3 separate regions of the Homo sapiens genome follow, and regions 1 and 2 are each linked to region 3. A link is a loop called in an ENCODE intact Hi-C map of the cell type or tissue named here. Cell type or tissue: PC-3. All regions are shown on one strand. Each heading gives the region's core, and the rest is flanking DNA. Links, peaks and the distances in the headings are about the cores only.

Region 1 (11,143 bases), core at 1,883-9,882, 1.0 Mb before region 3:
GCCCCCTGGCGGGAGGGCCCGGACATAATGGATGGAAAGAAGTCTGTTCAGTCTTTGTCCCACTGTCTGCCAGAGACTGGCCACAAGACAGAGTGGGACCCACGCCGGCCAACACCGACCAAATAGTTGGATGACTGTGTAAACCTGGGGACTGGGAGGCAGAATCAGAGTTTTCCTGGGAAACTTGTTCACATCAGATGACTCAAATCAGATGACTATCTGTATGAGGGAGCTGTGTGCATGTTCTGGGACTAAGCCAGTAAAACCTCTTGGATGTTGTGCTGACAGGGAGATACTAAATGCTGTGTGTGGCACTAACAGCACACCTGGATCAGTGTGGTGGTGCAATGTGCAGGTCACACAGATAAAACCATGCATAGGTGGGCTTGGCAGATGGGGGTCGGGGGGAGACAAAGTGGAGGATTGGGAGAGATAGCCAGAGGTCCTAAGCCGCTCAATGCCATTGATGTCCCTGAATACATACTTGTGTTCCCATCCTCTCAACCTTCCCCTCCTTGCACAGCACATGCTGGGTTGCTGTGAAATGAACTTTGGCATCCCAGGACCATCTGTTAGCATTGTGGGACCCTGAAACTGATAGGGACATCAGGGCATCTCCTTCCCTGCAGATCTGTCTGAGCTGGTTATGAGGCAGTATTTATTTTTTTTTTGAGACAGAGTTTCACTCTTGTTGCCCAGGCTGGAGTGCAGTGGCACGATCTCGGCTCACTGCAATCTCCACCTCCCGGGTTCAAGCGATTCTCCTGCCTCAGCCTCCCAAGTAGCTGGAATTACAGGCATGCACCACCATGCCCAGCTAATTTTGTATTTTTAGTAGAGACAGGGTTTCTCCATGTTGGTCAGGCTGGTCTCGAACTTCCGACCCAGGTGATCTGCCCTCCTTGGCCTCCCAAAGTGCTGGGATTACAGGTGTGAGCCACCACACCTGGCCTGCAGCAGTATTTTTTAAAGAGAGGGGAAATAATGGGATAATGTCTTAAATGAGGCAAATTATCGTAGACAAACCATCTTCCGATGTCGGTTGCTGCTCAGACGAAAGACATAAATGCCCGGCTTTTGGAACTGCTGCAGAAAGAGGCTGAGGCTTTGCTCATAGAGCTGGGACTCCTCAGCCAGGGCCCGGAAGCGCCGCCAGTCATATTGCTCCAGTGTGTTATAGAAGTGGCCCCTGAGGAGAGAGAAAGGAGGGAATACGTTGCCTTTGGGAGTGGTGGCTGATGCAGGGGCATTTCCTCTCTAGGGCCTCCATGATGATGGGGCTGTGGTCTCTGGACACTCACAGGTCATACTCTGGGTAATGCTCATGAGTCACCAGGAAGGCCAGGGTATCATTGACTTGGAGGCAGACTGTGGGGTTTCGGATGCCTGGCTCTGGGGGCAGCAGATCCCCAAGATGTGTGGAGTTGAGGCTCAGTGACCAAGAAGAGTCCAGATGTCCTTCCCTAGACTTTCCTAGGTAAGATTCAGAGAATGAGGGAGAGCTGCCACTCTTCAGATGGGTTTGTGCTGGGACCTGGGAAGGGTAGGGGAGGGATAGGAGGGGCAACAGGTGAGCTGCGATGCCCACCTGGATCCTGGTCTGGACACCTGGGATCCCCGAGGGGAAGGCCTAGGGAGTGTAGTAGCTCACCATCTGGTCAGGTCAGGCCCAGGAAGCCAAGCGCTAGAACAAGCAGGGATTCCCTCTGACCCTGCAGGGACCGGGGTAAGAGTTTTCCCAAGAGCATGTATATAATCAGCAGCTGTTCAGCCTGGTTTGCACGTGGTAGCTTCAACTTTCTGAAACATTGAGGGGGGTCAGAATTTGCATGCAGTTCTCAGGGAGCCCTCCCTAGGGGAGTGGTTGCCCTGTCAAACCTCAGCTTCTGGTCATGGGACAGAGCACACGCCCTGGTAAGGACAAGGCTTGCATGTGTGTGGTCCCGAGCCACAGGCCTCCCTGTGGCCTCCATCTGTCCAGCTCTCTTACCATCCATCTTGACCACATAGAGGGGGACAGACTTCTGCCCTAAGTCCAAGTTGCAGGGATGGCCCACAGCACGTGGTGGGGAAGGCTGGTCCAGAAGGTAAAAATCCTGGAAACGAAAAGAGGCAGTGTCAGATCTTCCCTCAAGACACGGAGTCACACACTTGCCCAGTAGGAAGGGAGGGCGAACACAGCCCCTTCCCTGAGCTGTGTCTGAGTGTCCTGAAAGGACACAAGGGAGGTGGGGGTGGGAATAGTTCCAAGAACTCCATGGGGCAGGGGCAGCCTGGAGTCATGACCTCTTGGACAGTGTCCCTCTTCTTTCATGAACACAATGACCTCTTATTCAAGGAGTTTTGTAGGATGAAATAAAATCAACAAAGGGGCCTTGCTCTGGTTCTGAGCCTCTGATGTTGGTGAGGTGCCAGTGATGTGGGCCAGGCAGCAGCAGCCTCTGGACCCTGCACATAGGCATGTCCTGCATGCTCCCTCTTTGGAGGCAGAAGTCACAGGCCCTGGCTCTGCATGAGGTAGGACCTCAGAGTACTGTACCTGACTCCCCATGCCTTCAGTGACAGAAATCTGTGGGATGCCATCAGGGCAGCTGAGCTGCAAGATGTGTCTCTGTCTCTCTGGGCACAGAGGGCTGCACATTCTGCTTGACTGTTGTCCCCAGCACAGGCAGAGCCCCAGGGCTTGGGTCATGTCCATGGGCATCTCCTGGTGTGGCACACACCTGCACAAAGACTCAAACTTCTTGGGGACACCTCCCTGGGGAAGCTCTTCCTCATTCTCTCCAGCTGCTTCTAGGAACTGCCTGAGAGTGCAAAGTACTGACCTCTATATTTCCAGAGAGGGGCAATGGAATGAGCCCAGTGGCTGGAATGGTGGACATTTGAATGGGAGGGTGGAGGGGCAGGAAGGCCAAGGACATAATAGATGGGCATTCTCCTACCTCGTGGGCACAGTGGTCATTCCACTGAGCCTTGGTCAAACATAGCCCCTCCTGATTCCAGTGGCTCCGTCCTTGCAGCTCCTGTGTTCCCACTGGACACAGCCCATTGGCTCTCCAAAGTCTCGGTGGCCCGGGAGGCAGGGGTACCGACTGTCACTGGGCTGGGGGCGGGGAGGGGGAGGGAGGAGTGCTGGTTCATGTTGGTTGGTTAATACTTCGTTGTGGTGAACCATGCCCAGGTTTTTGGCTGTGACCCTTTTGGAAATGGGCCAGAAGACAAGGGCAGGGGCGGGGAAATGAGCAATAAACAGGGCAGGGGAGGAGTCAGGGGGAGACCAGCCTGTTCTGGTAAGGGTCTGGCTGGTGCTATCATTTCAATAAAAAAAGAGACTTGAGACATTCAGCAAAGGAAGAATTCACATGCACATTTGTTGGCTTGCAGAGAACGTTCAAGTTGGAAGGGCTTGGGCTAGGATGTGTTTTGGAAGTGATCGTGGCAAAAAGCAACATAAAGTCTGTCATTTTCTTGGAGAAGGCGAGCCAGATTTAGCAAATGAAAACACAGGTCACCCAGTTAAATTTGAATTTTAGACAATTTTTTTTTTGGGTATAACTATGTCCCATGCAAGACTAAAAAAAAGTTTGTTATTTATCTGAAATTCAAGTTTAACTGGGTACCCTGTATTTTATCTGGCAACCCTATCCCCAAGTCACTTGGAAACCTGAGCCAACCCTGGTCAAGTTACACCTGAGCCGAGTTTGACTTGAGACCAAAACAGTCCTGGAAACGCAGCCTGTCCTTGGGCCCCCCTGCCAGAGGACATACTTGGAACACTCGCCCAGGCCCCCGGCAGACACACGTGTCCTTGCCCTTCTCTGGCTGGGTGGCCTCTGAGCCACAGGGGAAACAGGCATCCTGGCCGGGCCAGGGGTTGAAGAACCTGGGAGGGCAGAGGTGGCAGAAGGAGGCATTGTGGGGTCCTGCTCCGGACAGGAAAGTTCCCGGGGGACAGGGAGCAGGTGGTGAGTTAGGACAGAGACTACCTGTAGGGGGACAGCCATGCAGTAATTAGGACTAAGACTTAGCTTCCAGGAGCGGTGGGTCACCCACGATCCCACAGGGGCACAAGTGGACCCCTGACAGTGCTCTTCTCCCATTAGGGGGCTTCTGAGCCCTAGCCCAGCCCAGGTGTCTCATAAAGCCAGCATCTTCCCCCAGAGCTGTTTTTCTGTTCCCCACTCCTCAACTATACCCCCAGCTCCTACCCTCTCTGCATCCTGGTGGGTCTCGCTCTTCTTTTGCACGAGGCGTCTCATTCCCGCAGTCCTGAGGGTTCTCTGTGCTCAGGCATGTGGCACTCTGGAGGGCATGGCAGAAGACAGCTATGGAAGCCCATGTCACTGGGGTGCCCTCAAAGGGGAGCATCCTCACCCTTGGGTGGGGTGACAGTGGCAGAGAGAGAGGTAGGCATAGAAGTAAGAGGGTGGACAGATGCTGAGAAAGACCGCTGGGGAGGCAGATGGAGAGTTAGAAGGCAGCAAAGCACAGAGGCCCAGTGCCAGCAACACTATGAGAAAACAAGATGAGGGTGGCGGTACAGGAGAGGCACAGGGACAAGTGGACCCAGGATCCCAACTCAGAGAGAAATGCCCAGGAAGGGCAGCCTCTGCCACCCATGGGAGCTCCGGGATGCACTCACTGAATATTTCATGAGGATGAAATCTAAGATATGGATCCTCTGAGCAGCTTTGGCCCAGACAACTTAAGTGTCTCCACTCTCTTTTTCCTACCTCCCTGTCTTCCGGGAACCTTCCTCTCCGGAGGAATGCCTCCATCTGCCGCCTCTGCTCTCCACGGTTCTTCTCTATCTCCTATCTCCTTTTCCTTCCTAGAGAAGCTGGTGGGGTGTGTGTGCATGCGTGTGCATAACTGGGCTTAGTGAGGGCAAGGGACATCTCAGTTCCCTTCTTCTGCAAGGCAAAGCCAGCCAGATTCCTTTAAGTACTCTCCGTGTGTGAAATGCTGCAGGAGAGATGCAAAGGAAATAAAACCCGAGGCTTCTGCCTTTGGTGCGTGTACAGCCAGGTTTCAGAGACCCATATGGTTTTAGCTTTAGAAAGGATGTTGGAGATTATTTAGTTCTCTTCTCCCAGTTTATAAAGAAGACTGCGGTCCAGAAAGACTGAAAATTCAGGCAACCAGTCAAGTGCTCTTAAAGAATATGCATACCCAGAAAAACTGGAAACTGTAAAACTGCCAGTGAATCCTTGGATAACCACATGATGTATCGGATAAAGCATTCAGCAGGTGGTGGAGAGAAAGGCTCAGGTCCTGGCCTTGTCATTAATTACTTTTCAAAAGGGCAGAGGTGGCAGAAGGAGGCGTTGTAGGGTCCTGCTCCAGAGAGGAAAGTTCCCGGGGCACAGGGAGCAGGTGGTGAGTTGTGACAGAGACTACCTGTGGGGGGACAGCCACGCAGTAATTAGGACTAAGACTTAGCTTCCAGGAGCTACATTCTTTTTTTGTAGTAAGTCTTTCAAATCCAGAGTGCATTTGGATATGCAGCATATCTCAGCTTGTAGTAGCCCCATTTCAAGTGCTCAGTAGCCATAGGTGGCTGGTGGTTACCATAATGTTCAGCACAGGCTGACTTCCTCCCACAAAGCCACTTCTCTTCTGGGTGTTCCAGGCCCTTGAGTGTCCTTCCCTGCACATCTCAGTCATCTGCTTTGCCTTTGTTTGTCCAGATGGTGGCACTGTGAGCTTGCAGGAAGTGGTGAGCAGGGCGTGGAGGAGTCCAGTGGAAGGAGAAGAGGAAATGCTGTTGCAGGGGAGGATGTGTGTGTGTGTGTGTGTGTGTGTGTGTGTTTATTGGTGTCATGATCTTAATTATTTTTTATAGGAAGTAAGATTAGCATCTGTGTAATGTTTTGCAACAATTCCAAAACGTTCCTGTCCCTGCCAATCACCTGAGGATCTTTTAAAGACAGAGATTCTGATTCAACAGTATGGGTGATCTGGGGTGGGGCCCAAGATTCTGCCTTTCTAAGAAGCTCTCAGTGAAGGCTGACCTCATTGGACCATGCTTTCAGTATCAAAGTTTTGCGAGGAACTTTGATATGCACCACGCTTTTTGGTACTCACAACTACCTTGTGAGATTGACATTGTAATGAACCCCACTTATTGTGTTAAGAAATGGAGAAACAAAAAGATGAAATCACTTGCCTAAGATCATACCAGTAATAGGAGGTGAGGCCAGGGTAGAGCCCAGGTATTCTTGCTCTGAAGCCTGTTCGCTCCATACCAATCACATACATTTCCCAGGTAGTAGAAAGTAGGTTCACGTTGTCAACCTTCCTTCTGCTCTGGGTAGGTAGGTGGGAAAGCTTCCTACTGCTCTGAGGTCTTAAGGGATGTTCTGTAACCTTGTGGTCTCTCTATCCTGTTTCTATTATAATCATGGCCATTAGCTCTCTGCACTTCTCCTCCCTTCTGTGAAATCCATCTCAAAGGTAACTTCTTACCTGGTGAGTGGGACAAGGAGGTTGTACTTGGCTGGTGAAAGGTCCTGGGGGCCTAAGTAGGTTCAGATTACTCCAACTGGCGAGAGTAGTAGAGCTGGAAGGGATCCTAGGGGCTGTGTCCTTCAGCTCTTTTATTTTGTGGATGAAGAAACTCAGACCCAGAGGGAGGAAGTGTCTTGTCCTGAGTCAACACAAGACAAGATGGAAAATTCCCACAAGGTCAGGTCACTGGACAGGATTTCTAGGAATGGCAAACCGGAAAAGACTAAAATAGAGTTCAGGTTGCTTTTCAGGTTGAAGTTTAAATTAAAAATCAGATCCTAATTAGAGAACAATTGTTCTCTGCTTTGAAATGTCCTGCCTCAGAGCCTTTAGCAATTGGGGATATGTTGGGCCTAGAATGTGGCAAAATACTTAATGAACCTCTTTCCTAGGCTCAGTCCTGTGGGAATACAGAGGACTGCCCTTATAGGGCCACGTATATAACAAAGGAGGGCACGATGAAAGATGTGGAACTGAGCTGTGTGACAGCCCACACAGGCTGAAAAGGCTCAGAGGATCCCCGGACCCTGTTGGCACGATACACAATAGGAGTGGAGGTATAGATGCTGGAGGCTTTGCTGTGAATCCAGCCTCAAGGAGGTAATGCCACTAGTCTTCCTTCCTGCATGAACTCCCAGACTGCATTAACTGCTGGATTAGGGAAGGGAGCGTGTTCATTCCAACATCTCATTTTAAAGATGAGGAAACTGAGGCTCAGAGAGGTTTGGGATTTTCACAAGGTCACATAACTGGTTGATGGCAGAATGAGGGCAAGTCCCCAATACCCATCAGTAATTTCCTCACAGTACTGTACCACGAGGGCAACCTTAACCTTAGCACGGTACCATGAGGGTAGCCGTTGGGCTCCCCATCTCTCTTCTTCGCCACTGCTTCTTCTATCCCCTCACCAATATCTATTGTCTTTGTCCTCTAAGGCTTATGTCCTATTTGTCCCGTTTGACAGAGAAGGTTATGGTTTTCAAAAACAAACTTTCTTGGTTGACCGTTGCCTTGGAGAGAGCCTGACCACTCCCCTGCCTCTCACAGAGGAATCCCCCACGCCAGCTTTTACTGCTGCGCTCTCCTGCCTTTCTTTCCTAACGTCTTCAGCCACCCTCTTTCCACCATTCCTTTTTCTGTTGCCTTTCATCCAGTTCTGAAAAAAATCTCATTTGATTCCCTTACCTCTTCTTCTACTTTTTAATTTTTATTTTTTAAATTTTTGTAGGTACATAGTAGGTGTATATATTTATGGGGTATTATGTATTAAAACATCTCATGTGTCAAAAAACATATCCTTTGAGTTACCAACAATTCAATAACAATCTTTAAGTTAGTTTAAAATGTGCAATGAAGTTATTATCGACTATAGTCACCCTGTTGTGCTATCAAATAGTAGGTCTTATTCATTCTTTCTATTTGTTTTGGTACCCATTAACCATCCCCACCTTCCCTCCCAGCCCCCCACTACTCTTCCCAGCATCGGGTAACCATCCTTCTACTCTCTATGTCCATGAATTCAATTGTTTTGATCTTTAGATTCCACAAATAAGTGAGACATTGCCTCTTAGGACTCTCCTGTTTCTTTTCCTTTCTCTCCTATGTCTTCTCTCCCCTCCCCTCCCCTGCCTTCCCCTCCCCTTCTCTCCTCTTCCCTCCCTCTCCTCTCCTCTCTCTCTGTCTCTCAGTCACACATACATACACACACTGTCTCTACACACACACACACACACACACACACACCCCTCAGGGTAGTGGTTTGAATTAATTACACTCAGTTCATGGAACATTGTCATTGCTGGTGTGGTTTGGGCAGGAAACTTCTCCTATTTTGTTCATTTATTTTTCTCCATTTATTCTTATTTCCATCTCCCCATAAAAAATAATTCTGTTAAACCAAATGTGTGTCTGTGAGTTCCTGCAAAGCAGGCATCGTTTAGGCACATGTCCGTTTTAAATGCTTGCAGAGGTGGTTGTGCTGTCTCACCCTGGTTTCTTACTCCCCACTCTGCACTGTTTTAAATACTCACCTGTGTTGCTAAGCGTCCTCGAGCTGGAGGCTTCTAAGTGAGGCTTCCTGCTTCATCTATGCCCATACCTAAAGACCACGCTTTCTGATTGCTGCCCTACACTTGTTGCACCCAGGTCCTCGTCCTGTTGCCCCCAGCTGTCTGACTTTCACTGTATCCCCAAACTGCCTTCTCTCAGGACCCTGGCAGTGCCCCCGGGATGTCACTTTCAGTTCTGATTTTACCTGACTTTCCACTGGTCTGACAGGTGGGGGACGACTTAATTTCCATGATCCCAAAGTCCCTTTTGTCTCTCTTTTTTTTCCCTCTGTTTTTAAGTTATGTAAGTTTTTCCTAGAATGTGCTGATATTTTTTTGAAAAACTTTATTTTTTAAGAACAGTTTTAGATTTACAGAAAAATTTCAAAAGATAGTACAGTGTTCTCATATACCTCACACCCAGCTTCTTCTCTTATTAACTGCTTACATTAATATGGTACATTTGTTATAATTAATGAACCAATACATTATTATTAACTGAAACCCATACTTTGTTCTGATTTCCTTAGTTTTACCTATTGTCTTTTTCTGTTCCAGGACCACATATGACATCCAGTCATCATGTCTGCTTTGCCTACTCTCAGTTGAGAGAATTTCTCAAATTTTCCTTGTTTTTGATGACCTTGACAGTTTTGAGGAATGTTGGTCAGATATTTTGTAGAATGTTCCTCAGTTAGGATTTATCTGATGTTTTTCTAACGCTTGGACTGGAGGTGTGGGTTTTTGAGAGGAAGACCACAGAGGCAAGGTGCCATTTTCATCACGTTGTATGAAGGGTACATGCAATCAACATGATGTATCACTGTTGGTGTTGACCTTGATCACCTGGCTGAGGTAGCGTTGGCCAGGTTTCCTCCACTGTAGAGGTTACTCTTTTTCCCTTTCCACACTATGCTCATTGGAAGAAAATCACTATGTACAGCCCACACTTAAGGAGTGGGCAGTTGCCTTATCCCTCCCCGAGGGTGGAATTAAGTTATTTGAAATTAACGTAAGTTAATCGAATGCAAGTTATTTGAGATTCTTCTGCATGTGAGATTTGTTGCTTCTTCATTTTTATTTATTCACGTGAACATTTATTTATATCAATATGGACTTATAGGTATTCATTTCATACTTTAGATTTAGATAGAGAGTTTTTTTTTTTCCCTGTCTTTCAAAATGATCCAGTGCTGGTTGTTGTGAGCTCTGCCAGTGGGCTACGGGGTCCTTTGGACATACCTCATGATTGTGGGTTGTTGTTGTTGTTGTTGTTGTTTTTCGAGTACTTCCTTATATTTTTGGCACTATAAGATGCCCCAGGCTCATCTGGTGTGTGTGTGTGTGTGTGTGTGTGTGTGTGTGTATACATTTTTTTTGAAACAATCTTACTCTGTCATGCAGGCTGGAGTGCAGTGACTCGATCTTGGCTCACTGCAACCTCCACCTCCCTGGCTCAAGTGATTCTCTTGCCTCGACCTCCTGAGTAGCTGGGACTACAGCTGTGCACCACCATGCCTGGCTAATTTTTTGTATTTTTATAGAAATGGGGTTTCACCATGTTGGCCAGGCTGGTCTCAAACTCCTGACCTCAAGTGATCCACCTGCCTCGACCTCCCAAATTGCTGGGATTACAGACGTGAGCCACCGCACCTGATCTCATCTCGTATATTTCCTGTCCCCGTCCTAGAATTGGCCATATCCCCAAGGAGTTCTGGTTCCTTTTTATTGGAGAATGTTATTAGAAACCAAAGTCTGGGTGTTAGCTATGCTCTGGTCTCTTATGTTCAACTCACTTTTCTTTCTTTTTTTGTTTTTTGAGATGGAGTCTTGCTCTGTCACCCAGGCTGGAGTACACTGGTGCGATCTCGGCTCACTGCAACCTCCTCCTCCCGGGTTCAAGTGATTCTCATGCTTCAGCCTCCTGAGTAGCTGGGATTATAGGCATGCACCACCATGCCTGGCTAATTTTTGTATTTTTAGTAGAGATGGGGTTTCACCATGTTGGCCAGACTAGTCTTGAACTCCTTACCTCAAGTGATCTGCCTGCCTCAGCCTCTCAAGGTGCTGGGATTACAGGCGTGAGCCACCATGCCCGGCCCAACTCGCTTTGCTTTTCCCTTTCTGTTAATGCTTCTGTCCCCTGCCCGTCAACCATGGGGGTTTCCCAGGATTAGTCACACATTCAAGTCAATAACAAGGAGTTCTTACCCTGTACAAGAACTTCATGAGATCAAAAGCGAGGCACAGTCACGGAGTTTATAGTCAGGCGTGGGAGAGGCATGGATATATTATAAACAGCCCAAGAGCAGACAAGGACAGAGAAGTCAATCCGTAAGGCATCTCTAAGGAACTCATGACTAATTCAGACTGTGGGATCTGGGAAGTCTCTGAGCTGAGAGTTGAAAGAAGAAGGGTGGTGTATTCTCTGTGGTCTGTTCCCAAGCCCATAAAATCTCCCTTGACTCTGGTGCTCAAGGAGCCATCTCTCTCTCGGAGGAGCCGCTGCTGATGCTCTAGTTTGCTTCTCTCTTCCTTCTCAATACTCCTTCCTTCCTGTGGGAACATGAGCAGACCCTGTTCTC
Region 2 (11,143 bases), core at 945-8,944, 81 kb before region 3:
GGGTCATGGGTGGCCTTGAGTTGGAAAACATGTGCCAATAATAGTGTTGGGAACAGGCCCCCCAGAATCTGGCCATAAACTGGCCCCAAAACTGGCCATAAACAAAATCTCTGCAGCACTGTGACATGTTCATGATGGCCATGACGCCCACGCTGGAAGGTTGTGGGTTTACCTGAATGAAGGCAAGGAACACCTGGCTCACCCAGGGTGGAAAACCGCTTAAAGACATTCTTAAACCACAAACAACAGCATGAGTGATCTGTGCCTTAACGATATGTTCCTGCTGCAGATAACTAGCCAAACCCATCCCTTTATTTCGGCCCATCCCTTTATTTCCCATAAGGAATCGTTTTAGTTAATCTATAATCTATAGAAACAATGCTTATCACTGGCTTGCTGTCAGGAAATGCATGGGTAAATCTCTGTTCGAGGCTCTCAGCTCTGAAGGCTGTGAGACCCCTGATTTCCTACTCCACACTCTATATTTCTCTGTGTGTGTGTTTAATTCCTCTAGCGCTGCTGGATTAGGGTCTCCCTGACCAAGCTGGTCTTGGCAAATAGAAGAAGCAGAAGACAGGCAGAACCTGGATCTTTCACAGCCACAGAGTCACCAACCCGGACCATTTTTTTCTCTGGACATTTTTGTTGGAAAGATATCAAAATCCATCTTAAGTCACTAATTTGAGTTTTATATTATACGCATCTAAAACTAAACTTATATGCTCACAAATGATTAAAAGTACTCTTGAAATTTCCTTAGGAGAGCACCATGTTGAAGACAGTATCTCTCAGTAAGTCCAACAAAGCCAAGGTTTCCTCCACGATTACAACAGATTCATCTCTCCAGTGAGTATGAAATGAAGTAGATTGGTCATTTTAAAACAAAAACCAAAAAAAAAATGTTCAACACCAAAGCAACGAAATACTCATTCTGTGTACGGTTCATAAAAACTGAGACCTATTGAAGAAAGCCTATATTCTAATTTCCCATTCATGTTCACCAGGTCTGTAAGCACTGAGATTGGCAGGGTCAATGGTCCAGACCATTTAAGAGCGAGTGAGTGTGTGTGTGTGCTCCCACGTGCGTTTCTTTCTCTTTTATCCAGAAAATTGTTGAATGTCCAAAATTAAACATGTGCTTGATGAAATGTCGTTGTTTCCATAAGGAAATTGGTTAGTTATTAAATCAATGGATTATTTTTTTTGAAATCCCTAGAGAAATCTCTTCTTAATATCTATTCTATGCAGGTAATTAGTAGTTTTTTCTTTTCAAAATGGCATGCCCCAGTGTTCTCATTCCCAGGTGTTCAGACGGGGGGTCTTGGAGCTGAGCCCCTGGCCAAAGGGTTAGCTGAGAAGGGGCCAAATCTCCCTTTCAGCAACCTTTCCCTTTGGTTGCCTTCCCCAAGTATACATCTTGCTTAAACTCCTTCTGCAATATGCTTAACTATACCAAGAAGATGTGACCTCTTTGAAAAACAATTATTGAATATATAGCAGTCCCTCAGTAGAGTTGGGGAATTCATTTCAGGATCCCCTTGGATACCAAAATCCACACATACTCAAGTCTTGAAGTTGGCCCTGTGGAACCTGCATATATACAAAAAGTTGGTCCTCCCTATCCACGGGTTTCATATCCCAAGAGCACCATACTTTATTAATTTCTTTTGAGACAGGGTCTCGTTTTGTCGCCCAGGCTGGGGTGCGGTAGTGCAATCACAGCTCACCGCAGCCTCAGACTCCTGGGCTCAAGCAATCCTTCTGCCTCAGCCTTTCAAGCAGCTGGGAGCAGCTGGGACTACGGACACATGCCACCACACCTGGCTCATTTTTTTTATTTTTTGTAGAGACGAAGTCTTGCTATCTTGCCCAGCCTGGTCTCAAACTCCTGACCTCAATCCATTTTCCTGTCTTGGCCTCCCAAGGTGCTGGGATTACAGGTGGGAGACACTATGTCCCGCATATTAGTCTGTTCTTGCACTGCTATGAAGAAATACTTGAGACTGGGCAAATTATAAAGAGGTTTAATTGGTTCATGATTCTGTAGGCTGTACAGGAAGCATAACGGAAGTTTCCAATCATGGCAGAAGGCAAAGGGGGAGTGAGGCAGTTTACATGGCCAGAGCAACAAGGAAAAGAGAACGAGAGTGGGAGGTGCCACACACGTTTAAACAACCGGATCTCATGATCACTCACTCACTATCATGAGGACAGCACCAACGGGATGGTGCTAAACTCTTTATGAAGGGTCACCCCAATGATACAATCACCTCCTACCAGGCCCCGCCTCCAATACGGGGATTACGATTCGACATGAGATTCTGTGGGGACACAGATCCAAACCATAACACCCAGCTTTGACTTTCTATTTCTGTATTGCGGGCACTTGGTAAATATTTGCTGGCTGGATGCAGTGGCTTATGTCTGTAATCCTAGTGCTTTGAGAGGCCAAGGTGGGTGGATGGCTTGAACCCAGGAGCTCAAGCCTGGGCAACATGGTGAAACCCTGTCTCTACAAAAAATACAAAAATTAGCCAGGTGTGGTGGTGTGCCTGTAGTCCCAGCTACTTGGGAGTCTGAGATGGGAGGATCGCTTGAGCCTGGAAGGTCCAGGCTGCAGTGAGCCAAAATCATACCACTGCACTCCAGCCTGGGCAACAGAGTGAGGCTTTGTATCAAATATATATATTTGCTGCTGAGGTGAAGAAGCCTTCATCAAGTAGCATCCATTCTACCTGATGATACCAGGTATTCTACTACACAGCTGCTCTCCAGACACGAATTTGAGAGGATTTTACCTGCAGAGCCTGAAAGGGGCCCATGTTGCTTCACTTGGCCTTCCCATTCCTGCCTACCCCATATCTGATCCAGGCTATGTCCCTAAATCATACTCTTCTCTAGTCCCTGTGTTGTGGGACATGCTCCCCACAGTCTTCTCCGCATTTCCCACTTCCCCTCTGGAGAGAGAGGTGCTGTGTCCTTCTCTGGACAGGAGGCATCCGCAGAGCCTGGATGAGTGAGCTCCCTTTCTCAGAGCACTGCGCATCTTGAAGATATTTGTAATTTTACTCACAACTGGAGGATACAATTCATTGCTTTTAAATCAAAGTCTACCAGCTGACAGCGGACTCCAGAGACCATTTGTGCAATACTTAAAAGTAAAAACAAAGTGGAATTATTCCATTCTCACCCTATCTTCCCTCGCACACAAATATACACAGTCACAACTGAGTTGTTGGCTCTTGCTCTCAGACAGAATAAGCCACACCACCTCCTGCTTGTCCCCTGCACCACACCCCTTGATCTCTAAGGAGAGATGGTTCAACTCCTAAATAGGACATAGAAACTTTGTGGATGCAAATCAGGCCCAGGAAGACTGCAAGGTTAAGAGTGAAATGCTGCTGGCTACGCAGAGCTTGAGGGAGAGAGGCAACTGCAGCCAAGGAGAGGGATACACACTTACTCTCCCATGCAATTAATCATCTTTAAGCACAAAGGGATGGCTGCTGGGAAGATTAGGTGAGTCGCAGCAGCTTGCCTAGTCTCTGCTTCCCAGCTGGGGCCACAAGGTCAGGGCAGTCTGGCTAAGTACTCCCCCATGACTGGACCTTGAGGGACAGGGAAAAAGCAGATTGCTAATCGACAGGACAGATTGGAGAATGAGAGTGTCTACCCTGCCCATCCAAGGCTAGCAGGCACTATCCTGGGCAGAGCTGCTCTGTCCTTGACTTTCTGCATGATTTCTGCATGCAGAAGCTGAGTGAATGCTAATGCTCAACCACACTCAAGAGATTGCTTTCGAAACATGATTAGGTTCAATAATAACAAGTGCTGTCATATATTAAAGATTAATTACATGTCCCACACCTTACTAAGTTCTGGGTATATACAATCACAGTTAATCCTCACTGTAGCCCTTTGAGATGATACTTGTCTTATCACATTTTTTTATAGATTAGGAAAGTATGACACAGAAAGACTCAGTGAGCCCAAGGTTACTCAGTTGTTGAATGACGGATGCAGTATATGAACTCAGGCTGGTCTGATTTAGAAGCCACCATATAAAACTACCAACAACTGCCTCTCCCCAGAAACTGAAGGAAGCCTCATGAGATAAAGTTATTTTTGAGCTAAAAACAAGAAAAAATATTTTTTCTTGTAAACAAATAGTAGATTGTGTCTACTTCAGGGAAGATAACTGTAAAAATAAATAGCAGACAAATTTGTGGCTCAACTATAGCAGCAACCAATTATGTCATTTCTACATAGTCTGAGTTTTAGCCCCGTTCCCATTTGCAACTTCTTAGCTTCATAGACCTTTCTAATCCTGTGTATGTGTGCATACGTGCATGCGTGTGTGTCTGCTTGTTTTGTTTCCTTGTGTTTTCTGTAATCCACTGCAAATCTTTTGTGGAATAAGATGAGCAATAGAAACATGGAAAGGACAGGTGGACACACAGATAGACAGCAGATAGATGGATGATTGAACTAACAGATGGATAGATGAGTGGAAGGACAGACATACACAGGTCAACAGATGAAAAGATGGACAGGCAAATGAGCAGATGTGGACAGACAGACATATAGACAAATATAGATAATTGAGTGGACAAACAGGTAGATGAACAGAGCTTCCCAGACCCATGTATGGCCTGACCCTGACTAATACCCATACCAGCTGCCTGGACCCTCTGAGAGAATTACAATTGAACACAAGGTAACACCCCCACCAAAGGGCAGAGAGGCCTGGGAGGTCCTCTGAACTGATACCAAGTCGGTACCTGTCATTGGGAGTTAGCCTTCTCATTCCTGCTCAGCAAGGAGGGAGTAGGAATGACTTAATGTTACTTTTCAAGTCCATTTCCTATGCCAGGACTTGCCTGGCCACCCTGGCTCTTGCCTCCCCTAATTCTCTGTACTCCAAAGGGACCCAATCCTCTCCATATGGATGATGTTACCATATTTGGTGTTTATCTTCTATGCATGGGTTTTTGCACCTTCCCCCACTGGCCAACCCCAGCCAGATCATAAGTTCCCTGAGGGCAAGAAACACAACTCTTACCTCCATTTGTCCAGCACTTATTCAATGCACTACTGATTACATGATGGAAAACTGTCTCATGGAGCACATTATATAGGTGCAAATCACAGGCTTCTGTACTTAGGAAGTTTCTTTAGCCTCTGGGAGACACTGTCACAGAATATGTTCAGTTCTCAATGACATCGTCTGCAAGTAGCAACCACTGTTCATGAAAATATCTCAATGCCATGACAATGGCTTTTTATTTAGTGTTTACTAAGTGCATTATACAATAACAGTTATTAATTATAGAGTGTCTACTACTGATCTAAGTACCTTACATACAATAATTCAATCTTCATAAAAAACTATAAAACCACACTTTATAGGTAAGAAGACTTACAATGAGCAAGGTTAAACAACCTGCTCAAGGCCACACATCAGTAAGAGGCAGAGCTGAGATTCCAATCTCAATCTAATTCTAACTCTATGGTCTTGACCACCAAGCTGTGGGCCACTTTTGATGCTTCCAGTAGAGGGAGCCCTCCTGACCTTCTGGGAAGTCACCAGACATTAAGAGGGAAGATTCTAGCACTAAATGCCCACATCAAAAAGTTAGAAAGATTTCAAATTAACAACCTAACATCACACCTAGAAGAACTAGAAAAACAAGAGCAAACCAACCCCAAAGCTAGCAGAAGAAAAGAAATAACCAAAATCAGAGATGAACTGAATGAAATTGAGATGCAAAAATATACAAAAGATCAACAAAATCAAAAGTTCATTATTTGAAAGAATAAATATGATTGATAGGCCACTAGCTAGACTAACAAAGAAAAAAAGAGAAAGAGATGATCCGAATAAACACAATCAGAAATTACAAAAGGGACATTACCACTGACCCAACAGAAATACAAAAAACCCTTGGGGACTACTACAAACACATCCATGAGCAGACCAATAATGAGTTCCAAAACTGAAGCAGTAATAAAAAGCCTACCAACCAGAAATAGCCCAGGACCAGACAGATTCACAGCCCAATTCCACCAGATTTATAAAGAAGAGCTGCTACCATTCCTACAGAAACCATTCCAACAAACTGAGGAGGAGGTACTCCTTCCTAACTCATTCTATGAGGCCAGCATCATTCTGGTTCCAAAACCTGGCAGAGACACAGTGAAAAAAGAAAACTTCAGGCTAATATCCCTGATGAACATACATGCAAAAATACTCAACATAATACTAGCAAACTGAATCCAGCAGCACATAGAAAGGCTAATCTACCATGATCAAGTAGGCTTTAATTCCTGGGACACAAGTTGGTTCAACATATACGAATAAACAAATGTGATTTATCACATAAACAGAAATAAAAACAGAAACCACATGATCATCTCAACAGAAGCAGAAAAGGCTTTCAATAAATTTAATATCCCTTCATGTTAAAAACCCTCAACAAACTAGGCATTTAGGAAACATAACTCAAAATAATAAGAGCCATCTATGACAAACCCATAGCCAACATCACACTGAATGGGCAAAAGCTGGAAGCACTCCCCTTGAGAACCAGAACAAAACAAGAATGCCCATTGTCACCACTCCTATTCAACATAGTACTGGAAGTCGTGGCCATAGCAATCAGGCAAGATAAAGAAATAAAAGCCATCCAAATAGAAAGAGACAAAGTCAAACTATCTCTGTTTGTAGACAATATGATTCTATACCTAGACTTCAAACTATACTACAAGGCTGCAGTAATCAAAACAATAAGGTACTGGTACTAAAACCAACACATAGACCAATGGAACAAAGTAGAAAGCCCAAAAATAAAGCCACACCTCTACAACCATCTGAACTTCGACAAAATCAACAAAAACAAATAATGGAGAAAGGACTCCCTATACAATAAATGGTGCTGGAATAACTGGCTAGCTATATGCAGAAGATTGAAACTGGATTCCTTCCTTACACCATATACAAAAATCAACTCAAGATGAACCAAAGACTTAAATGTAAAACATAAATATAAAAACTGTGGAAAATACCCTAGGAAATAGCATTCTGGGTATAGGCTACAGAAAAGATTTTGTGACCAAGACTCCAAAAGCAATCGCAACAAAAACAAAAATGGATAAATGGGACCTAATTAAACTAAAGATCTTCTGCACAGTAAAAGAAACTACCAACAGAGTAAACAGACAACCTACAGAATGGGAGAAAATATTTGCAAAGTATGCATCTGAAAAAGGTCTCATATCAAGAATCTATAAGCTTAAATTTACAAGCAAAAAACAACCCCATTAAAGAGTGGGCAAAGAACATAAACAGAGTTTTCAAAAGAAGACAAATATGCAGCCAAAAAGCATATGAAAAAATGCCCACATTACTAATCATCAGAGAAATGCAAATCAAAACCACAATGAGATACCATTTCACACCAGTCAGAGTGGCCATTACTAAAAAGTCAGAAAATAACAGATGCTAGCGAGGTTGCAGAGAAAAGGGAATGCTCATACACTGCTGGTGGAAATGTAAATTAGTTCAGCCATTATGGAAAGCAGTTTGGAGATTTCTCAAAGAACTCAAAACAGAATTACCATTCAACTCAGCAATCCTATTATTGGGTATATACCCAAAGGAATATAAATCATTCTACCATAAAGACACATGCACATGTATGTTCACCGCAGCACTATTCACAGTGAGCAAAGACATGGAGTCAACCTATATGCCCATCAATGGTAGACTGGATAAAGAAAATGTGGTACATATACACCACGGAATACTACACAGCCATTTTTAAAAAATGAGCTCATATCCTTTGTAGCAACATGGATGGAGCTGGAGGCCATTATCCTCAGCAAACTAACAAAGAAACAGAAAACCAAATACTCCACGTTCTCACTTGTAAGTGGGAGCTAAACACTGAGTACACGTAAACACAAAGAAGGGAACAATAGATACCGGGGCCTACTTGAAGGTACAAGGTGGGAGGAGGGTGAGGATTCAACAACTGTCTATCCGGTACTCTGCTTATTACCTGGGTGATGAAATAATCTGTATACCAAACCCCTGTGACATGCAATTTACCTATATAATAAACCTGTACTTATACCCCTAAACCTAAAACAAAAGTGAAAACAAGTCACTAGAGAATTTTAGTGGGTGCCTTCTTCCCAGTTCTAACCACATAACCCCTGTCTCTGATCAGACAAGCACTGCTGGAGGCCAACACAGAAACATAGCTGGCAATGGCTCACAGGGCATTTCCCATCCAGTAATGACCTGTCTGCCTCTACTTAACTCCCAACACCACAGTGGAAAGGGCACCTGAGGGGAAAGTCAAGCCCTTTCCTGAGTTGAAAGCTCACAGCAACCATTCAATGGTTTTGTGACGTTGCACAAGTCACTTAACTTCAGCGAGCCTCAGATTCCTCATCTGCAAGTGGGAATAGTAGCATCCACCTGGGATACAACACAGTGATGTTGTGAGAGTGAAATCAAAAACAGAGAGTGGAAGATGCCTTGTAAAGAAGGGGGCTCTGTGTGCCTCTGCCAAAGCTGTTGGCAGCATCTCTGCATTGAGGCCCATTAGAAAGCATGATCTAATTGGGTGATTCAGACAGGCTTCCCAAATGCATTACAGATCATTGTTAGGAAATGCTAAGTGGTGTCTGAGAGTTCAACCAGCCCTAAAGGTTACTCTGAAAGCCTGTGAGTAAACCGCAGTTATATCACTTTGGGCTCCTGGCCACCTGGCTGTGTTGCTAGAAGTGCTTCAGGCTTGCTCTGTTCAGACTTGGTTTGACCACAAGCATATTAAATATTAAATCATGCAGAGGCAATGGCAAGGAAAATAGCTATGTCAGGTGTTAGTTACTCTGCCTTTCGTTGCTATTCATAACAGTTTCCTACGCATTTAGAATGCTCCAACTTCAAGCCTCAGGCTTAAAAGAAATGATATCAAGCCTAAAGGAACTTTGTCCTAATTTCACTGGAAATTGAAAGTAGGCCCCCAGACATTGACGCTGTGTTTCTTCATGCTCTTGACAAGGGAAGGGCTCCAGGACAGATGCAGGCCCTCTGCTCCTGGGAGAGAGGCCGCTGCCGGGATTCAGCCCCTAAGACTTCCTTCCCCATTCACAACAATGATCCCTGGTTCTTCCTCCACTCTTCAGGCCCTCACCTCTACAGCGCTGACCCTACTTCACCTAGAGCAGCACTTCATTTTTATTTATTTGTTCCTGAGACAGAGTCTCACTCTGTCACCCAGGTTGGAGTGCAGGGGCACAATCATGACTCACTGCAGCCTCAAATTCCTGGATTCAAGCAGCCCTCCTGCCTCAGCCTCCTGATTAGCTGGCACTACAAGTATGTGCCATCATGCCTGGCTAATGTTTTAAATTTTGTATGGAGATGGGGTCTCCCTATGTTGCCCAGGCTGGTCTCGAATTCCTGGGCTCAAGGGATCCTCCTGCCTTGGCCTCCCAAAGTGCTGGGATTACAAGCGTGAGTGAGCCATCACACCCAATCTACAGCAGTAATTTAATGAAGGAATGAAACAGCCTCACCAATAGAGGGACAAAGTGATAGGAGCCTTCTCCTGGCCTGCAAAAGCAGTACCCAATACCCGCTTTGGGGTAATCCTGCCCAAAGGGTTTCATCAACATTTAATCATGAGGAAGCAACCAGATAAATCTAGGATGTGGGACATTCTAAGAGACCATTGGCTTGGACTCTTCAAACATATCAATGTTAATTTCTTAAAAGGCAGGAGATGTATAGATTAAAGGAGACTAAAGAGACAATTACATGCAATGTGTGGGTGAGCCTTGATTGAATTTAGGCCCCCCCCAAAAAACAGCTCTTCGAATTCTTGGGGAACATTGGAGAAGTTTGAATATAAACTGCATAACAGATGATATTATTGAATGAAGGTTAGTTATCCTGGGCAGGGTAACGGTCATGTAGTTATGTTGGAGAATATCCTTATTCTTAAAAGATGCATTCAGGGGGAAGAGACATAGTGTCTGCAACGTTCACACATACAAACAGCTGATACTCATCACTGACATTCTATATTTGCAGATTTGCCTGCTTGCTAAAATGTATTTCAGAATTATAGCCCCCTGAATCAATATTCATAGGGCTTTGACGGTTACTTGCAGACATACAGAGTGATGAAAACTTTGAGTCATCCGATACAAACATTCTCAGATGAGGTCAAGGAAGGTTGATCAACACTCTGTCTTCTTGTTTCACACTGTAAACAAGTGTCCTTTCTGTGGTCTATTTAGTGGCACATTTTTTGCATTTTTATTTTTGTTGGTGATTTCACTACTTAAGATTGCCCCACGCACAAGGCTGAAGTGCTGTCTAGTGTTCCCATGAGCAAGAGGGCTGTGATGAACCTCATGGAGAAAACACGTGTTAGAGAAGCTTCGTTCAGACATGAGTCATAGCACTAACGGCCATATGCTCAGTGTTACTGAATCAACAATATATAATACATAAAGTGTCTTCAAACAGAAACACACACAAAACAAGCTTAATGAAAATGCCAGCAGAGGTTCTTAGCAATCTAGCCCTGTATCTCCCTTAGGAACAATGGTTCCATATTCTCTAATTCAGTGTTCACTATGACTCTCTAGAGTATAACTATACGTGAATAATGGGAATCAGTTGTGTGTGTGTACACATGTACACACATATGTACATGTCCATATATGTGTGTATTATATTCATGTACATAGTACAAATGTGGCAAGTGATGAATCTAGATAAAGGGCATATGGATGTTCACTGTTCTTTAATCTTTCTGTGAATTTAATTTTTTCAAAAAAATGTTGGTAAACACACACACATGCACAAACTTGATCTGTTAAGGGGTTGTAAGATCAATTTAGATGGTCTGACCTGCATTTTTTCAATAAAAGAGACTAGAATTGAATAGAACGTATCAGTGCTTCACATGTAATAAAATTAAGTACTTTTTATGAAACTTGTTTTCAGACAGCATGTAGATGTGTATTTATTTGCTGGATTGTGAAGTACAATGTTTTCCTTATTATGATTTATGGTTCAAAGAAATTTGAAAGTCACGAGCCTACAGGACCAAAGACA
Region 3 (11,143 bases), core at 1,638-9,637:
TTATCCAAAGTTACAGAAACTCTTAGAGTAATTCAACTTTATTTGTAAACATAAGAGGAATTAAGAATTAAGCCCCAGAAGTTAAAGAAATGGACTAAGGTCATACCACTAGTTAGAGATGAGTTATGACTTTGACTTAAGTTTCCCAATGCTGTAGGCAACTAATAATTATTGTACCGCCATACAATAATGTAAGTTGCCTTACTTATACATTAAATGGAGATAAAAGGCTCATATGCCAACAAATCCCTCCTGAAAAACAAAGGACATTGCTTTTTGTACCAGTAGCCAGTCGAAAGGAAGAGTTACCAACCTGTTCTAGCTGTTCATAGGCTTCAAATTCTCCCCCTCTTCCCTAGGAAGCTTCAGTTCTTTTAACCTTCTCTTAAAGGTATTATTCTATTCTCTTATTTAAATTTTCATGGCTCTTCTCAGGAACCTTGGCAATTATTTCCACATCTTGCTTAAGTTGCTAAGCTCAGCGCTGAAGAGACTATTCTAATAAGAATTTGAAAAATGCTGAATATTTTCAGATTAACTTTTGGTGCCTACACACTAAGTTCCCATTATACATTCTAGTCCCGTATTTATTCTTTAAATGAACACATCACATTCATGATCCCTCACTATTTTATGGTCCTTTTCGAACCTTTTCTGCCAAAAAAACTTGCCAACAATTTATCCTTTGTTATTCTTTGTACTAGGAAGAAGTTCAAATATAATAGAAACTATAAGACTCAGAATGAAACCAGCCTATGTGAGAGAGCTAACACTAAACCAGAGAAAGCTAACGGTCAGACTGTGTTAGAACAACTATCACTACAGAAACGATCTGTACCAAGGGTTTCCAAGACCCTATGGATAGCACTTATGAACTATTCTGTCCTTGCCATGGTCAGGGCTCAAAGAAAAATTTAAAAAATAGAAAAGTAAAAAGAAACTTTCAATCTTTCAAAAATCCATAAGAAGACAGATGAGTAGTTTTCTAGAGTTTGTTTTGAGATTTAACCTATACGGTTTATTAAAAATTAAAGAATTTTAGAGAATATTGGAGACACCTAACCAAAAAGGGTATTTAGGAGGAAAAAAAAAAACCTGCAAAAATAAGGTAAATATTTGGGTATAAAAAAGAGCCTAAAACTGTAAGAAGAACAAGAGGCTATTTAAGAAAAAAAAAAAAAGTTACTCCTTTTCTGTTTTCTTTATCTCATAAAATATTGCCAATTTCATGAGAGCTATGTCCTCCAATTACTAGTTGTCTCTTTCAGTGTTCAGTTCTATGAGGCTTTTTGTTTTGTTGTGTTTGTTTGTTTTTTCAGACAGTCTTACTCTTGTTGCCTGGACTGGAGTGTAATGGTGCGATCTCGGCTCACGGCAACCTCCGCCTCCCGGGTTCAAGTGATTCTCCTGCCTCAGCCTCCTGGAGTAGCTGAGATTACAGGCATGAGCCACCATGCCTGGCTAATTTTTGTATTTTTAGCAGAGACGGGGTTTCACCATGTTGTCCAGGCTGGTCTCAAACTCCTGACCTCAGGTGATCTGCCTGCCTCAGCCTCCCAAAGTGCTGAGGTTACAGGCGTGAGCCACCGCACCTGGCCAGTTCTATGAGTTTTAATGTATGTATAGACTTGTGTAACCACCACCACACTGAGGGTACAGAGCAGCTTCCTCAGCCTAAAACTTTTAATTCCCTTTTGCTGTTGCTTTGTTGTCACAGTCTACCTCATCCCTAACCCCTGGTAACCACTGATCTGTTCTCTATCACTGTGGTTTAGTCTTTTCCAGAATGTTCATATAAATAGAATCATACAGTGTTTGACTGAAACTGGCTTCTTTCACTCAACACAATGCCTTTGAGATTCATCCAATGTGTTGCATGTATCTATAGTTTGCTCCCTTTCATTGCTAAGAAGCATTCCACTGTTTGAATGTCCCATGGTTTGTTTCTAGTAGGTATCTGGTGGTGTCACATTGTGACTTTCATTCACATTTTCTCCAAGAAATTAAAGGTGTAAAATATCTTTTTTTTTTTTTAACTTTGCCTCATTTTTTTCCCAAAGCCACTTGGGAGTATGACATCACCATTAGTCTCTTGTGCCTCTAGGAGAAACTCTAAACAACACAAACTCATTCACACATACAAGTTCAGGTCCAGATGCCCCTCAATCTTTTTATGAGCTTATTTGCCATCTCTAAATTCTCCTTGGTGAAGTGTCTGTTCATATCTTTTGCCCATTTTTTTAATTGTGTTGTTTTCTTACTGTTAAGTTTGGAGAGCTTTTTACATAGCCGGGATACAAGTCCTTTCACTGGATATGTGATTTACAAGTATTTTCTCCCAGTCTGTAGTTTGGCTTTTCAGTCCCTTAACAGTGTCTTTGGAAGAACAAAAGTTTTTAATTTTGATGAACTCTAATTTATTTTTCTTATATATAAGAATTTATATATAAATTCTTTTCCAGTCATGTCTAAGAATTCTCTGCCTACCTACCCACAGGTCCTAAAGATTTTTTCTTGTTCTTTCTTTTAGGAGTTTACAGTTCTAAGTTCTACATTTAGATCTAAGTCAATTTTGCATTCATGTTTTTATAAGATGTGAGGTTTAGGTTGATGCACCTTTTTTTTCCCACATGAATATCCAATTGATTCAACATCATTTGTTGAAAAGAATACCCTTTCTTCACTAATTGCTTTGCACCTTTGTCAAAAACCAATTGGCCATTGCCAAGAGGTGGAAACAACCCAAATATCTCTCAAGTGATAAAGAGATAAAGAAAATGTGGTATACGTAAGTGAGAACATGTGGTATTTGGTTTTCTGTTCCTGCATTAGTTTGCTGAGGATAATGGCTTCCAGCTCCATCCATGTCCCTGCAAAGGACATGATCTTGTTCCTTCTACGGCTGCACAGTATTCCATGGTGTATATGTACATTTTCTTTATCCAGCCTATCATTGATTGGCATTTGGGTTGATTCTATGTCTTTGCTATTGTGAATAGTGCTACAATGAACATATACATGCACGTATTTTTATAACAGAATGATTTATATTCCTTTGGGTATATACCCAGTAATGAGATTGCTGGGTCAAATTGTATTTCCAGTTCTAAATCTTGGAGGAATCACCACACTGTCTTCCACAATGGTTGAACTAATTTTCATTCCCACCAACAGTGTAAAAGTGTTCATATTTCTCTGTAACCTCACCACATCTGTTGTTTCTTGACTTTTTAATAATCACCATTCTGACTGGCATGAGACCCTGTCTCTTTAAAAAAGTAGAAGAAAAGCAGCAGCAGCTACAATTACAAGAGTTAGAAGGTGCAATGCATTTTATCCCAAAAAACAAGCTATAAATGGTGATTAAGTCAGTTGTGAAGAAATAGGTTCTGTGTGTTGGCTCAAAAATTTAGCCAACATTATTTTTTATGGGAAAACAAATTCCAAATAACAAGCAGCTGACCTGAAAATAGATTATGGAAACAAAAGCTATTCACAAAATGGGGAGCTTTTTTTTTTTTGGCTTTTCATATACACAGAGAACCCTACAAAATAAACAGTGGAAGATAACCTATAAAACTATAAAAGAATAAAGGATATAAAAGTAACAAACAACAACTACAAGGCTAAAACTTGCAGCTGATCACAATATGGGTATACTAATATATGATGTATATGAAGGAATGAGGTGCAAAAGTTATATAACTTATTATATACACAGCCCCAGAGTAATATTGGTGGCTGTCAGCTTTTAGTGTCTTTATAAGTGGTTGGCTATATAAAAGTAAATGAACAGGGAAAATGTGTATGTCTATGTGTATACATGTATGTACATGTATATATATACATGGATATACACATATATGTAAACACAAAGTGATGTTTTATGAGAAATGCATTCTCAAAGATTTTGGAAATTGTACAAGTCTCATATTTCAAGAATTATTTTCTCAAAGAAACAAAATAGAAAAGTGGATTCCTAAAGTTTAAAAATCTAAAATCCTCAAACATTTTTGTTTTAAAATATACTTAAGTAGAACAAATGTTTGATGTAAAATTCTTTTCATTACTATGTCCACCTTTCAAATAACCAAAAATACATCATGTCTTACAGCAGTCCCGAGCCACAGGCCACACAGCAGGTGAGCAGAGGGCAAGTGAGGGAAGCTTCATCTGTATTTACAACTGCTCCCCATTGCTCACATTACCGTCTGAGCTCCACCTCTGTCAGATCAGCAGCTGCATTAGATTCTCATAGGATGAGAACCCTACTGTGAACTGTGCATGTGGGGGATCTAGGGTGCACCCTCCTTATGAGAATCTAATGCCTGATGATCTGTTACTGTCTCCCATCACCTCCAGATGGGACCTAGATCTAGTTGCAGGAAAACAAACTCAGGGCTTCCCACTGATTCTACCTTATGATGAGTTGTATAATTATTTCATTATATGATACAGTGTAATAATAATAGAAATAAAGTGCACAATAAATGTAATGCACTTGAATCATCCCAAATCCATCCCCACCCCAACCTTGCCCATGGAAAATTTGTCTTCCACAAAACCAGTCCCTAGTGCCAAAAAGGTTGGGGGCCACTGCCTTAGAAAATACAACGGTAGTTACCAGCAGATGGGAGTGGGGGTAAGGAAATGAAATGAGCATGTGCTGTTCAAAGGCTACAAAGTTTCAGTTAGGAGGAATTTGTGTTTAAGATCTCTAGCACAGGCCGAGCACAGTGGCTCATGCCTGTAATCCCAGTACTTTGGGAGGCCGAGGCAGGCAAACTGTTTGAGGTCAGGTATTCGAGACCAGCCTGGCCAACATGGTGAAACCCCATCTTTACTAAAAATACAAAAATTAGCTGGGTGTGGTGGTGCTCACCTATAATCCCAGCTATTAGGAAGGCTGAGACACAAGAATCACTTCAACCCAGGAGGTGGAGGCTGCAGTGAGCCAACATCATGCCACTGCACTCCAGCCTGAGTGACAGAGTAAGACTCTGTCTCAAAATATTATAAAAAATTAATTTTAAAAAATCTATAGCAACAGCATGGTGACTGCAGTTAATAATAATGTATTGTGTATTTCAAAAGTTACTAACAGTAAATTTCAGATGTCTCATCACAAAAAATAAGTGAGGTGAAGGATATGTTTATTAGCTTAAGTTAATCATTCCACATTGTATACATGTATCAAAACATCACACTGTACCTACCCCATAAATACAATTATGATCTGTCAATTAAAATTAATAATAATAACATACTTCATGCCTTAGCACAGATAATAACCTGATTTAGGAACACCTTACAGCAACACTGATATTAGCCCCTGGTGCTAGCATTTTAGCCACCATCCTGGCTTGGTTATACAACAATTTTCATGAACTTAAAAGTATATACATTTTAGTACTGCTTTGATTTTGTTTACATACTGGCTAACAATTCAGAGTGCTTTCTCCTAAATTAACAGTAGTATGTATCATGACAGGTTTTTGGCTTTCTTCCTAACATTTTGTTATATCTAACCTCTATTCCAAAATAACTCATTTTCAGATACATTTTTCAGTATTAGCACTTAATGCTTGGCTGAAACTGATACAGGCTTTAAAAATGATTTTAAATTATAACCACAGTTTAAAATATCATCACCATAGTCAAGAAAATCATACAGATATTCAGATGTCTATAAACAGCATGGTTCACATGGTGCTGACAAAGGATGGCAGGGATTTGTTTATTAGCTAAAATGGTCCATCTTTAGCTGCAGTAACAAATGTAAAATTTACAACTCACACAGCCTGCCAGCTTAAAATTACAGGATTCCTGACAACAGTTTTGGTTTCTGCAATGCTTCTGATTTTGCTAGAGTAAGAATCTCAATACTGTTAATCTGCACAATTTCAAATATATGCATATAAAATGACATGAAGAATAGTAAAGCATGCTTACTAATTTCAAGGTTGGTGAACTCATGAACCAAGTTTTGTTTTTTTAAAACAGGAATAATGATAGTAAGTACTTGGGCAAATCCTCAGAAGTTGTAGCTGTGAAATTAATTCCTAGAGAAAGTCAGATCTCTGCAGACTGCTCTGCTCCTTTCCTTTCATGTAACTTGAGTGTTTGCCAACGGGAAAAGACATTTTGTGTGTGTGCATCTCATATTAAGATCATTTTGTATTATCTACTACGATGCTGACAATACAATTGCCTGCCCCGACACCTAACCCCTTTCCCAAACAAAAATCTAGAGGATGGCTGTGTGGGAATATTATATATTAGAAATGGAAATTATGTGTAAATATAAAATCTAATTTTCTAGATTAAAGATTGATCTAGCATAGTCAGAAATACATTATATCAATAGGGACTCAAGCATGAGGGGAATACAAATAAACTTATACAAACACAATCAGGATCTTCCAATTTGTATAATTTCCCTCAAAACAGACACATGAAGAAAACAGGTAATATTGAAGAAAAAAATGTCTTGAGAGTAAACTAGGTAAGTTGAATCTCAGGTGTGTAACTGCCCCCTAGTGACAGAATATTATGATACACTCTGAAAACAGGTACCTGCATCATCCAAAAGATCTATATTAATATAAAAGTTGGCAATGAGAATGTTTATAAGTTTGAACTGTTTCCAAAATTTATGACTGTCCCTTTTTATTCATGTGTTCACTTATTACTTCATTTCGTATACAATGAGGAATTAAACAGGAATGACTTTATCCCTCATCGCAGTCTATTGGGAAAGATACACAAGAAATACATAATTACTAAACTGTGACAAATACTATAAAACAAGTGAACAAGATGCTGAGAAAGAGAATAATGGGTTCAGGGTAACAAGAGAACCACTACTTTGGACTGGGTGGCTGGGCAAAGCCTCGCTAAGGAAGTACATAAATTGAGATTTGATAGATGAAAAGCTAAATTTTGGGGATGGGAGAGAGAGGGATGTGTCTCAGGGAGAGGGTAAAGTATATACAAAGTCTCAAAGGTAGGAATTTTGGGTGAGTTCAAGCTCTTGAGAAAAGGCCAGTATCACCAAAGTGAGACAAAGAACAATGAGAAAAAAACAAAAAAGAGGAAGAGTGGCAGATGGGGCCAGATAATGCAGAGCCTTTTACGGCTGGGAATACAGATTTTATCCTATGTGCAAAGGAAGACACTCATGGTTTTTTGTTTGTTTGTTTGAAGGAGTCTCACTTTGCTGCCAGACTGGAGTACAGTGGTGCAATCTCGGCTCACTGCAACCTCCGACTCCCTGGTTCGAGGAATTCTCCTGCCTCAGCCTCCCAAGTAGCTGGGATTACAGGCATGCACCACCATGCCCAGCTGGGTTTTTTTTTTTTTTTTTTTTTTTTTTTTTTGTATTTTTAGTAGAGACGGGGTTTCATTATGTTGGCCAGGATGGTCTCAATCTCTTGACCTCGTGATCCGCCCATCTCGGTTTTTTTTTTTTTTTTCCAAGATGGAGTCTTAGTCTGTAACCCAGGCTGGAGTGCAATGGTGCAATCTCAGCTCACTGCAACCTCTGACTCCTGGGTTAAAGCAATTCTCCTGCCTTGGCCTCCCCAAGTAGCTGAAATTACAGGTGCACGCCACCACACCTGGCTAATTTTTGTATTTTTAGTAGAGACGGGTTTTCACCATGTTGCCCAGGCTGGTCTCAAACTCGTGACCTTGTGATCTGCCCACCTAGGCCTCCCAAAGTGCAGGGATTACAGGCGTCAGCCACTGTGCCTGGCCCACTCATGGCTTTTAATCAGGGGACTGACATGTCTGATTTCTGTTAGGACAAATTACCTGGCTGTTAAACTCCAGAGCAGAAGCAGGTTAGCACAGCTCCAGGCGCCCAGTGGCTGGCCAGCCCCTCGTGCCGACTGTAGGGATGGAGCCAACAGGACATGCTGGAGGCGAATCTTGGGGGCACAACTGGCAGGAGGTGCCGATGGACTGGATGTCAGGTTGGGAAGAAAGAGGAAGGAATGGTGCTCTACGGTTTCAGGTTCGAGCAGCCGGGTGGTGCTCATTACTGAGGTAGGAAAGACTCGAGGAAGGACAGGTTTCATCAGGAGGAAAAAAGGCAAAAGCTGTTTTAAATATGTTAGATTTCCAAGAAGTGATGTAAAGCAAGAAGTTAGATCTGTAAATCAGGGCTCAGAGGAGAGGTCTGAGCTAAGGATGTAAATTTAAGAGTTTATCAATATCTAGAAAGGATTTAAGGTCACAGAACGGATGAGATCACCCAGGGAGAAACTGTAAAGAAACTAAGTACTTCGGTCAGCCATGTTTGGAGTACGGTGTTCATCTGTATGACTTATGACAAATGCAGTGTTTAGATGGGCTCCTGCATTCAGCCTTAGGAATTAATGAAACAGCTGCCCCCATAATGTTGTGGTAATAAGCTCTTCTTTATAATGATAACATTGCACCCTTCCTGATTTCATTTCTCTCATCTTTATTCTAGAAAGAAGCTTAGGCTTAACTCTGTCTTTGGTGAATCTAGTTTAGCTTACTTATCTCAAGCTTATCTTTAAATACAAAGATTTGTGGACATGTCAGGATACTTGATCTTTAAAGCTTTTCTTCTGAGTCTGAATACGCGAATTTCTATGATACCAGCAGAATTTTTAAATTTACATTAAATTTTCTATATTTCTTGGGTATTCGGAAAAAAGATTATTTCAGTGCTTATCTCTGTGTGATGATATGAAGTGTTAAATTCTTTTTAAATGTATTTTTAAAATTTGCTATAATGAACAATGAATCTGTATTAATACCTATGTTAACAATATTAGCTAATATTTATTTAGGACTTGCTTGGATTTACTCATTTGATCTTTACAGCAACTTTATGAGGTAGATATTAATATTATCCCTGCTTTACAGATGAAAAGATGAGTTATGAGTAGGTTAGATACCCAACCCAAGGTCACAAAGCTGAAAAAGGGATACAGCTGGGAAAGAAGCCCAGGCAGGACATTCTTCCATTCCAACCAATGACTTTCAGAAAAAACTTTATTTAACTGTGACTCACAGTACGAATTTCATTTTACATCATGACCCAGTACATATATACTTGTAAAATAGCTAAATAAACATTTCCTAAGATAATACCCTTGCAAAAGATGATATGTTTTTATATGTTCTTTTTGATTTCTTTAAAATGCTAGTTGGGAGTGACTAAATTGATTTCATGACCTTGTAATAGTTGTCACCTGCGGTTTAAAAAAAACTGTACTGTAATATATAGTCACAAGTGATGAAGAAAAAAATACTTTTAAAAACTTAAAAGAATACTTTCAAGTATTAAGATCATAATACTTATGTTTTAATTTAGAAGAAATTAATATAAAGCAATCCACACAAATTATTTATGCAAAAAGCATTTTACACTATTTTGAGAATATGTAACTTCATGTAAAATAGCAGTTGGAAGCCATTTAAATAAATGTTTAAAATTTTCATCTTCACAATTTTTATCAAATAGGACATTTAAAGAGCTTTTGCTAACCTATAAAAATAAACAATACCTCATCAGAAAAATAAGCAAATAATACTGCCCAAAGCAATTTACAGATTCAACACTATTCCTATCAAACTACCAACATCATTTTTCACAGAATTATAAAAAAACTATTCTAAAATTCATATAGAATTGATGCAGGGTAGACAGGCCCCAAAATTGGGGCTTAGCCCAGGAAGGTTCTTAGCTTTGCCCAGGAAACGATTCAGGGCGGGTCGGTCGTGTTAAATAGCAACTTTCATTGAAGCAGCAGCATACAGCAGCAGCAGAAGTAGGACTCCTTGTGGAGCACAGCTATCCCATAGGCAGTGTGCCCAGAGTGAGGCAGCTCAGAGGTTGTTCTGCAAATATATATATATATATATACGTGTATATATATATATATATATACGTATATATATATATATACGTATATATATATATATACGTGTATATATATATATATATACGTATATATATATATACACACACACACACACACATATATTTTCTTTTTTTTTTGAGACAGTCTTGCTCAGTCACCCAGGGTGGAGTACAGAGGCACAATCTCAGCTCACTGCAACCTCCGCCTCCCAGATTCAAGTGATTCTGGTGCCTCAGCCTCCCAAGTAGCTGGGACTACAGGTGTATGCCACCACACCTGGCTAATTTTTGTATTTTTAGTAGAGATGGGGCTTCACCATGTTGGCCAGGCTAGTCTCAAACTCCTGACCTCAAGTGATCTGCCTGCCTTGGCCTCCCAAAGTGCCAGGATTACAGGCATGAGCCAACGCGCCCGGACAGCACTTACTCTTTTTAAGAGACTCCGTATTCAATAATGGTGCTGGGATGCCTGGCTAGCCATAGGCAGAAGTCTGAACTTGGACTCCCTACCTTTCACCATACACAAAAATTAACCCAAAATGGATCAAAGATTTAAATTTAAGACCTCAAACTATAAAAAAGACAATCAAGGAAATACTCTTCTAGACATTGGATTGGCAAAGGATTTTTGGCTAAGTCTCCAAAAGCAATTGCAACAAAAGCAAAAATTGGTAAGTGGGATCTAATTAAACAAAGAGCTTCTAGACAGCAAAAAAAACTATCAACAAAGTAAACAGACAACCTACAGAGTGGGAGAAAATATTCACCAACTATGCATCTAACAAAGGTCTAATATCCAGAATCTATAGGGAACTTAAATCAATAAGCAAAAAACAACCTCATTAAAAAAATAGGCAAAGGACATGAACAGACACTTCTCAAAAAAAGCCATACAAGCAGCCAACAAACATGAAAAAAATGCTCCACATCACTAATCATCAGAGAAATGCAAATCAAAACCACAATGAGATACCATCTCACACCAATCAGAAAGGGCATTAGCTGTTGGCCAAGGCGTAGTGGCTCACACCTGTAATTCTAGCACTTTGGGAGGCCAAGGCAGGCGGATCACTTGAGGTCAGGAGTTCGAAACCAGCCTGCCCAACATGGTGAAACCCCGTCTCTGCTAAAAATATTTTAAAAATTAGGTGGGCGTGGTGGTAGACACCTGTAATCCCAGCTACTCAGGAGGCTAAGGCAGGAGAATCACTTGAACCAGGGAGGCAGAGGTTGCAATGAGCC

What was found. A loop is a pair of places that touch in the nucleus more often than their neighbours do. Peaks named below come from ENCODE experiments on the same cell type or tissue, not always from the same donor. Only the 100,000 strongest peaks of a DNase experiment are listed, where the experiment ranks them.
Region 1: a loop joins it to region 3, with 9 times the contacts of the local background. A loop is called at or near these places in 22 of 110 quality-filtered maps.
Region 2: a loop joins it to region 3, with 26 times the contacts of the local background. A loop is called at or near these places in 2 of 110 quality-filtered maps.

Annotation. Positions count from the first base shown.
Region 1 is chr11:111,441,293-111,452,435 of GRCh38, reverse strand. It overlaps LOC107984386 (a long non-coding RNA gene), which reads right to left and starts at 6,572. Exons shown (of 3, transcript XR_001748382.2): 1 at 6,469-6,572; 2 at 4,209-4,302; 3 at 3,792-3,883. LOC644277 (a long non-coding RNA gene) reads right to left here and starts at 3,098. Exons shown (of 4, transcript XR_001748381.1): 1 at 2,943-3,098; 2 at 1,991-2,096; 3 at 1,027-1,189. It also overlaps a transcript of BTG4 not described here. RefSeq lists enhancers at 5,605-5,784, 10,516-11,143. In PC-3, for the core only: a CTCF peak has its summit at 5,684 (motif pointing right); a DNase peak (open chromatin) is centred at 5,695.
Region 2 is chr11:110,523,648-110,534,790 of GRCh38, reverse strand. No RefSeq gene overlaps it. Among named protein-coding and RNA genes, the nearest start is that of FDX1, 99 kb to the right of the region's middle. In PC-3, for the core only: a CTCF peak has its summit at 5,535 (motif pointing right); no DNase peak of the experiment used is centred there; H3K27me3 peaks cover 2,457 bases.
Region 3 is chr11:110,443,510-110,454,652 of GRCh38, reverse strand. All of the region lies in intron 2 of FDX1 (ferredoxin 1), which reads right to left. Among named protein-coding and RNA genes, the nearest start is that of FDX1, 19 kb to the right of the region's middle. In PC-3, for the core only: a CTCF peak has its summit at 6,533 (motif pointing left); a DNase peak (open chromatin) is centred at 6,662; H3K27ac peaks cover 1,691 bases.